2 separate regions of the Homo sapiens genome follow, and region 2 is linked to region 1. A link is a contact called in ENCODE Hi-C or POLR2A ChIA-PET data. All regions are on one chromosome and are shown on one strand. The core of a region is the stretch at or near the end of the contact, and the rest is flanking DNA. Distances in the headings are between cores, read along the strand shown.

What was found. A loop is a pair of places that touch in the nucleus more often than their neighbours do. ChIA-PET counts read pairs that join two places held with the same protein, here RNA polymerase II (POLR2A). Pooled maps may share reads with other maps.
Region 2: a pooled map shows a loop between it and region 1 (2.7-fold over the local background). The contact joins the promoter of RNF215 here to the enhancer-like site in region 1. A Hi-C loop is called at or near these places in 1 of 168 maps with a recorded cell type or tissue (mammary epithelial cell) and 4 of 50 pooled maps. POLR2A ChIA-PET finds 5 or more read pairs at or near these places in 3 of 52 experiments (AG04450, OCI-LY7 and activated CD8-positive, alpha-beta memory T cell).

Annotation. Positions count from the first base shown.
Region 1 is chr22:30,195,003-30,198,706 of GRCh38, forward strand. All of the region lies in intron 1 of LOC105372988 (a long non-coding RNA gene), which reads right to left. It also overlaps a transcript of HORMAD2 not described here. Among named protein-coding and RNA genes, the nearest start is that of LIF-AS1, 42 kb to the right of the region's middle. RefSeq lists an enhancer at 1,364-1,483. Within about 2 kb of position 1,674, at least 38 of the 41 ENCODE cell types and tissues checked have a DNase peak (open chromatin) inside an H3K27ac peak, as active enhancers do; they include OCI-LY7 and mammary epithelial cell, where a contact is called at or near this core.
Region 2 is chr22:30,385,593-30,389,136 of GRCh38, forward strand. RNF215 (ring finger protein 215) reads right to left here and starts at 1,819. Exons shown (of 9, transcript NM_001017981.2): 1 at 1,437-1,819; 2 at 1,024-1,167; 3 at 478-549; 4 at 312-397. The coding sequence starts at 1,721. RefSeq lists a silencer at 1,559-1,918.

The DNA of each region.
Region 1 (3,704 bases), core at 424-2,923:
TAACACAGCGAAACCCCATCACTACTAAAAATACAAAAAAATTAGCCGGGCATGGTGGCACGTGCCTGTAGTCCCAGCTACTCAGGAGGCTGAGGCAAGAGAATTGCTTGAACCCGGAAGGCAAAGGTTGCAGTGAGCTGAGATTGCGCCATTGCACTCCAGCCTGGGTGACAGAGCGAGACTCCGTCTCAAAAAAAAAAAAAAAAAAGGAAAACCAAGAGTAAACAACATTGATTTTCTTTACTTTATTTTTGAGATAATCCAAAAAAATAGTTATGAGCTAGCATTTTTTAACAATTTATCTTCCAAGATGAATGATCCTTTCATTTCAAGGAGCTCAAAGTACTTGACATCCCAGTCTCATTCAGGCTTGTCTCATATCTGAACCGCTATGTCAGGGGCAAGACTGTCAAACCTCCTCTCTCAGATAAGAAGGATTCACAAAGAGGGGAAGTGAGTTGTTCAAGGTCACAGTGAGTCAATGGCAGGGCAGGCTCTTTGACTGAGGTCTCCCAACCCTCAGGCCTGCACACTGCCTTGTGCCCATGCAAAGGATACCTCAACTAGGAATGTCCCCCACATACCAGAAAAACCAACCTGAATGAACATCCTTTCTGAAGATAGAAATTACCTGAGATATTTAAGGTTCAACCAATCTCATTTTGTAGATGAGGAAACTGAGGCTTAGTGAACTCAGGCCTGGGATTCCTTGTACTACATCTTACCATCCTATCTACCCATAAAATGGTAGGCCCAGAAACAACCTACATGATTACCTGGAACCAACTAGGCTATCATCATCAGCTCCACTGTCTGGAAATATAAAGGCTCACATTGGCTTTGGCCACCAAAGAGAGGAAACATTCTGCAATCCTTAAAAACTCATGGCCGAAGGGGGTGGGGAGAACTGTTTGAGCCTTGTACTTACAAAGTCAAAAGGGAAAACATGTGTTTCACATTTGTCTTGGGATGGGAAAGAAAAACTTTTCCTTTCACTTAATCTTGGTTTAAACAAACAGAGAGACTGCCCTTTCTGTAAACTCACCGAATGTCAAATATTGTTCACTCGCATGGCATTGGCTTACTAAGCCACTACAGAGCCACTTCCCTCACGTAATCCCCTCAATCCAAAGGCACTTCAACTTGAAGAGGATCAACTGAAATAATACACATTTCCTCTGATGATTGGACAAGAGGCAGCCGATGGAATCAGGTTTCCAAACCTATAACCCCTGGTTTCAGCCGGAGACTTGAGGCAATACAGCTTCAGTCATGACTCAGGATTTTGCGAGTGAAAGCAAGCACGTCAAGTGATGTAAGAAAATTCCCCCATTCCTCCAACCCACTGGCTTCCTCCTCCCTGGAGAATTCAGTCAGACAGCATTGTGTTGGGGGTGGGGGAGAAACAGAGGTATCCTGTCACTGGGTGCTGAGCTGCCGGCACGCCTCCTATCACCATTGCCATGGCCAGCGTCATCACCATCGCGGTGGCCAGCGTCAGCGTTTGACAAAGGAAGTACTCAGTTACAATTACCTTCCTGTTGGCCAGCAGCTCAGATAATTGCTTTGCAATGTGTGTGAGAACCTCATAAATTAAACCAAGAAACAGAGGGGCCAGGTCTGGGCTGAAGGGAAGTGTCAAGTGGAGGAGGCAGTGATGCAAGGCTACCTTTGAAGTCACTTTGTTTGTGAAAAGTCTGCTGTGCTCTCTTAAGGAAACTCCACTGGAATGAGGTTTCTGTGCATGTGGGGTTTAGGGCTATTGTTTTTGGCTCTGACTTTCACCTCAAGCCCTAGCTAGGACATGTATAAATCCCATAACAACAGCCTGACATGAAATTGCTCACCCTCTCATTGCATCAGGGGACTTTTACTCAGGCGGATTTTGAATGCCTCATTGTTTAATAGGACAGGAAGTTTACTCTCAATGTAAATGAGGAATCCTTTTTCTCCCCGCCTTACCTCCTTGGAAGATTCTTACAGAGGCCTGACTTGTTGGCCCTAGTCTAGCTTCTGGTCTAGCTCCTTCCATAAAAGCAGCTGCAGCCCAGCAGCAGCCTCCCAGTTTCTTTATTAGGGTAAGGCTTTTCTTAGGACCAAAGTTTTTGGGCAGGCTTTTCCCTAGAGGGAGTGCTGGGTGATGGGTTAAGTAAGGGCCACCCAGGGACAGGGTGGGGTTGGATGTGAAAAGGGTTGGATTTTCTCTTTTCAGTTTCTTCATTCTGAACTGGACCTAGGTTTTTTTTTTAATCACAGAGAGGGAAGCCCCATCTCTAAATCTTATGATGCTTTTCTTCCTTGGGATATATCACAAGGAAAAAGTGGGTGACTAGCCCACATTTGTGGCATAAGGATAGGACTCTGAAGTCCAAATGTATCAGATTAACCAGCATGAGCAAGAGGATGCCTAATTCAGAACCATGACCCTACCCTCTGTTAGAGCAAATCTCTGAGGATAGAAACTTCTAGAAAAATCCTTGTGGGCTCCCCCACATCTCACACCACACTCTGTAGGCAAACCCTTTAAAAAAGGCACAAGTATAACCCTCTCAATCTTCTTCTGATGCCCTCAGCAACAAGATTGGCTGAGAGATCTTCAAAGGGAGAATAATCTCAGATACAATTACTTTAGTCAAAGGAAACCAGTTATGGACAACAACTAGGGAAATGACAGAGACACCAACTCAGTAAGATGAGGAAGCCCTAGTTTATTTGGTTTGTATATCCAGAATCTTTTTTCCTACACATCTGAAAAGATACCAATAATGAGTTAAAAAAAAAAAATCAAGTCAACCACTGCACATGTAGACCTAGAGATTAGTCTAAGGTTGAATTCCCATCACCATTGCCTTCCACACACAGCTTCATCAACAATGATGAAGAGTCAAGGATGGGCTGGGCAGGTGGCTCAGGTCTGTAATCCCATAACTTTGGGAGGCCAAGGTGGGTGGATCACTTGAGGTCAGGAGTTCAAGACCAGCCTAGGCAACATGGTAAAATCTGTCTCTACTAAAAATATATTAAAAAAAAAATTTAGCTGGGCATGTGGTGCACACTGGTAATCCCAGCTACTCCAGAAGCTGAGGCAGGAGAATCACTTGAACCCGGGAGGCGAAGGTTGCAGTGAGCCGAGATCGAGCCACTGCACCCCAGCCCGGGCAACACTTGCTCTGTCTCAAAAAAATAGGAAGAGTCAAGGATGATCCCTGACAGTAAATATGCTAAAGATTTATTTGTTTAAAATTGCAACATTAACCAGAGTTTTACACACTTGTATATGTGTATACGCATGTAAGTGTGTGATTGTGATTTTATTTGCACCAGGTCAGGTATAACTAAGCAAGAAGTAGCAGCCTTGCTTGTGGCCGGAGCTCTGTTCTCAGAGCTGCTTTCACATTACAGTCACCTGTAGAGATTCATCCACAACACACAGATACCTGAATGCCTGAGTGTCTCCCCCAGAGGTTCGGATTTAACTGGGCTGGCCTGGGATCTGAGCACAGATCTTTTTTTTTTTTAAAGCTCTCCAGCTGATTATAATGTGTGTCCAGGTCACCATCCACTGAACTAGGCCAGCCCCTAATGCAGTCTTCTCCCTCCACTGCTCTGTAAAATTGAGCCACATTTGCCAGCTCCTTGCACAATATCCTCTCACTTGGGCACTGGTGATTCTCTCATCTCCCTGGTCCTCATCCTCGCTTCAC
Region 2 (3,544 bases), core at 569-3,068, 190 kb after region 1:
GGCCAACATGGTGAAACCCTGTCTCTACTAAAAATACAAAAAATTAGCTGGGTGTGGTGGCACATGACTGTGATCCTAGCTACTTGGGAGACTGAGGCAGGAGAATCACTTGAACCTGGAAGGCAGAGGTTCCAGTGAGCCGAGATTGCGCCACTGCACTCCAGCCTGGGCAACACGAGTGATACTCCATCTCAAAAAAAAAAAAAAAGGCTAACAGGTAAGGCCCTGGTCCCAAGCCCCCTCAGTCCATGGGAGAACCAGGGGCTCTCTGTACCCAGGGTCAGTCCTTTGAAGTCTAAATACCAACTCACTGCAGCAATGCATCCAACAGCTTGGTGACATTGGAGGAATAATGGAGGACGATCACTGGCCTGAGCAGAAGCTGGGATATGTCCAGCTGCAGGGAGACAAGGAGGTCAGCAGGCCTGGGTCCCCCTTTCCCCAGCTTGCTTACCCTCACGGCCTGGTCCGATTTACCTCTCGGACCACGTTGTGGTTCAGGATGAGAAGAAGCAGGGCAGAGGCACCCAGGAAGAGGGCCCGCCGCATCTGCAGAGGGATAGAAGGCGAGAGGCTAGCATATACCCTGCCTGCACACCTGTCTCACCACCTGCAGCCCTAGCTGCTCTTAGCTCCTGGCCCTGCAGTGAGCAAAACTCTGGACAGACTGCCATAAGCTCCTTGAGGTCAAAGGTGGAAACTGCTTTCTTCCTCCTGCCTCCCTTCCAGATGCGCTGTGCCTTCCCCGGTCCTATCAGGGCAGTCCCAGCAGTGGTCGTCAGCAGCAGCTCCCCCATCCCATACTCTCAGAGCCTGGTCAAGCTTCTCAACCTCTCTCTGGCCTCCTCTCACCTCCCTGCTTCGAAGCCATACTGACTCCATTCTTCAAACTGGGGTGCCCTGACCCACCAGGCCTAGGGCTTCTCTGCAAGCTCTTAAGGGCCCATCTAAGGAGGGCCTGGCTCTAGCAGATGCCTTGGAATCCTTTCCTCCAGCCCCCTCCCCCATAGACATCCCCTGCACCTGCTGGACCAGGGCCTTGGGATAGGCCTGCGGGCCACTGCCCTTATTCTCCTGGTGGAACTGGGCCGCCTGCTCCTTGCCCACGTATGCCACTGCAATCCAGCCTTCCACTGGTGCCTCCTGCTCGGCATCCACGATGTCCATCTGTGTGGCAAGGGGCCATGAGCAGAGGGAGGTAGGGTGTGGTGGGGGAGGGAGCCGGGGTCATCACAGTGGATGCCAAGGCCAGAGTTCCCAGAGCATCTGGCTCTCTGGTTTGGGAAGCCGGAATGCTGGGGGCCTGGGGAGCCTGGGGAGGGGCGCTGGACTCTCAAGGCTTGGTGGAGGATGAACGTCGGTTCAGGGTGCGGGGTCTCTAGGGAGGGTTGAGAGAGGGGTTTAGTGATGCGGCCAGATGGCTCAGCAGCGCTCACCAGCAGCAGACGACCGCCCAGCAGGGGCGCCGGGTCGGCTTCGGAGCCGATCCTGACGCCCTCCAGGACCAGAGCGTCCTGGCGCGGCAGTCTCACGTCCACCCGCACGGCGCGGGCTCCGCCCCGCCCCGCCCCGGCCGCCGGCTCGCTGCCGTCCGCCGCGGCCCCGGGCCCCGCCAGGCCCAGCCACAGCGGCAGCAGGGGCAGCAGCAGCAGCAGCGGAGACGGAGGCGGCGGCGGAGGCGGCGGCGGCGATCTCAGCGCGGGGCGAGCGGCGGGGCCCATGGCCGGACCCGGCGAGCTGGCCCAACAGTGGGGCCAGGGGTCCCGGGCGCGGGGGGGATCGGAGGGAGCGAGGCCGCTGCCGGACGGGGCGGGGCGCCGGGAGGGGCGGGGCCGCGGCCGGACGGGGCGGGGCACCAGGAGGAACGGAGTGGGCGCTTGGCGGCTCTCGCGCCCAGACTGGGCCGCGGGCGCCCCCTGGTGGCCGCGGAGAGCTCAGGTGCCCGCGGCTGAGGGAGCTGGAGAGGGGCAAAACCGGGGTCGCAGCGGGAAGGCGGAAAGTCAGAGAGAGGAGGTGCTTCGGCAGCGGACGCGTCAGCGGGGCAGACAGGAAAATAGTTGGAAAGGGCGACCTGGGGGAGCAGAGACACGATCAGAGCCTGAGAAGGGCAGGAGCAAGGGATGTCTAAGGGGCCTGGTGGCAGGCCCTTGTTCTGCGGCAGCCCCGTGGACCCACGGGGTGGCCAGGGCCAAGTCACATCCCTCTCTTCCCCGGTCCTCCCTGTCTCGACCCCACTAAACAGCAGGAGGCAGAGAACCAGAGACTGGCGTGGGAAGCCGACAGGGGAGATAGAGGGGCAGGGGAAAGGGGCTGGGGGGCAAGGCAAAACGAAGCAGGCAGGGACTCAGTGCCTCAGTGGGACCGAGAGGCTGGGTCACTTCCCTCATCTGTGAAATGGGCACCATAGGCCGGGCGCGGTGGCTCACGCCTGTAATCCCAGCACTTTGGGAGGCCGAGGCGGGCGGATCACCTGAGGTCGGGAGTTCGAGACCCGCCTGACCAACATGGAGAAACCCCGTCTCTACTAAAAATACAAAATTAGCCGGGCGTGGTGGCGCATGCCTGTAATTCCAGCTACTCAGGAGGCTGAGGCAGGAGAATCGCTTGAACCCGGGAGGCGGAGGTTGCGGCGAGCCGAGATCGCGCCATTGGAATCCAGCCTGGGCGACAAGAGTGAAACTCCGTCTCTAAATAAATAAATAAATAAATAAGCACCATGTACAATCAACACTGCCTCACCCCCAGCAAATAACTCAAATGTCTACTGGAATGTGGAAGTTCCACTACTGTTCTAAAACTTGTCCGTTTCTCCAAGGGTTGGGGCTGCTGGGAGCTGGCTCAGTCTGAAACCTGAGCCTTTAAAAATTGTATGGTGGGCAGGGCGCGGTGGGTCACGCCTGTAATCCCAGCACTTTGGGAGGCTGAGGCAGGCGGATCATGAGGTTAGCAGATCGAAACCATCGTGGCTAACAAGGTGAAACCCCGTCTCTACTAAAAATGCAAAAAAATAGCCGGGCATGTTGGGAGGCGCCTGTAGTCCCAGCTACTCGGGAGGCTGAGGCAGCAGAATGGCGTGAACCCGGGAGGCGGAGCTTGCAGTGACCTGAGATGGTGCCACTGCACTCCAACCTGGGCCAGATGAGCCACAACACTCTTTTTTCTCCAGAAAAATTGAAAGAATTTTACAGTGAACACCTGTAGGAACACTGATATGGGATGACCAAGTTGCTCCTGAAGAAGTGTGAGACGGGTATATAAGACAGCCCCCGATATCAGCCTAAAGACAGACAAATGGAACATGAAATAGGCCAGAAACTGACCCACACATCTAAAGATGGTGTACATCAGAGGAAACATTGTGTTTGTGGAGATACAAGGAGGCAGTAGCATGGACTGTTTGGTAAATTGTGCTAAGAAATTGAATTAACCATTAGGAGAAGAAATTAGACCCCTATTACATACACATCATATACAAAATATGAATTCCATATAGATTAAAGACCTAAATAAGAAAAGTAAAAGTTTAAGCATTAAAAAATTATTT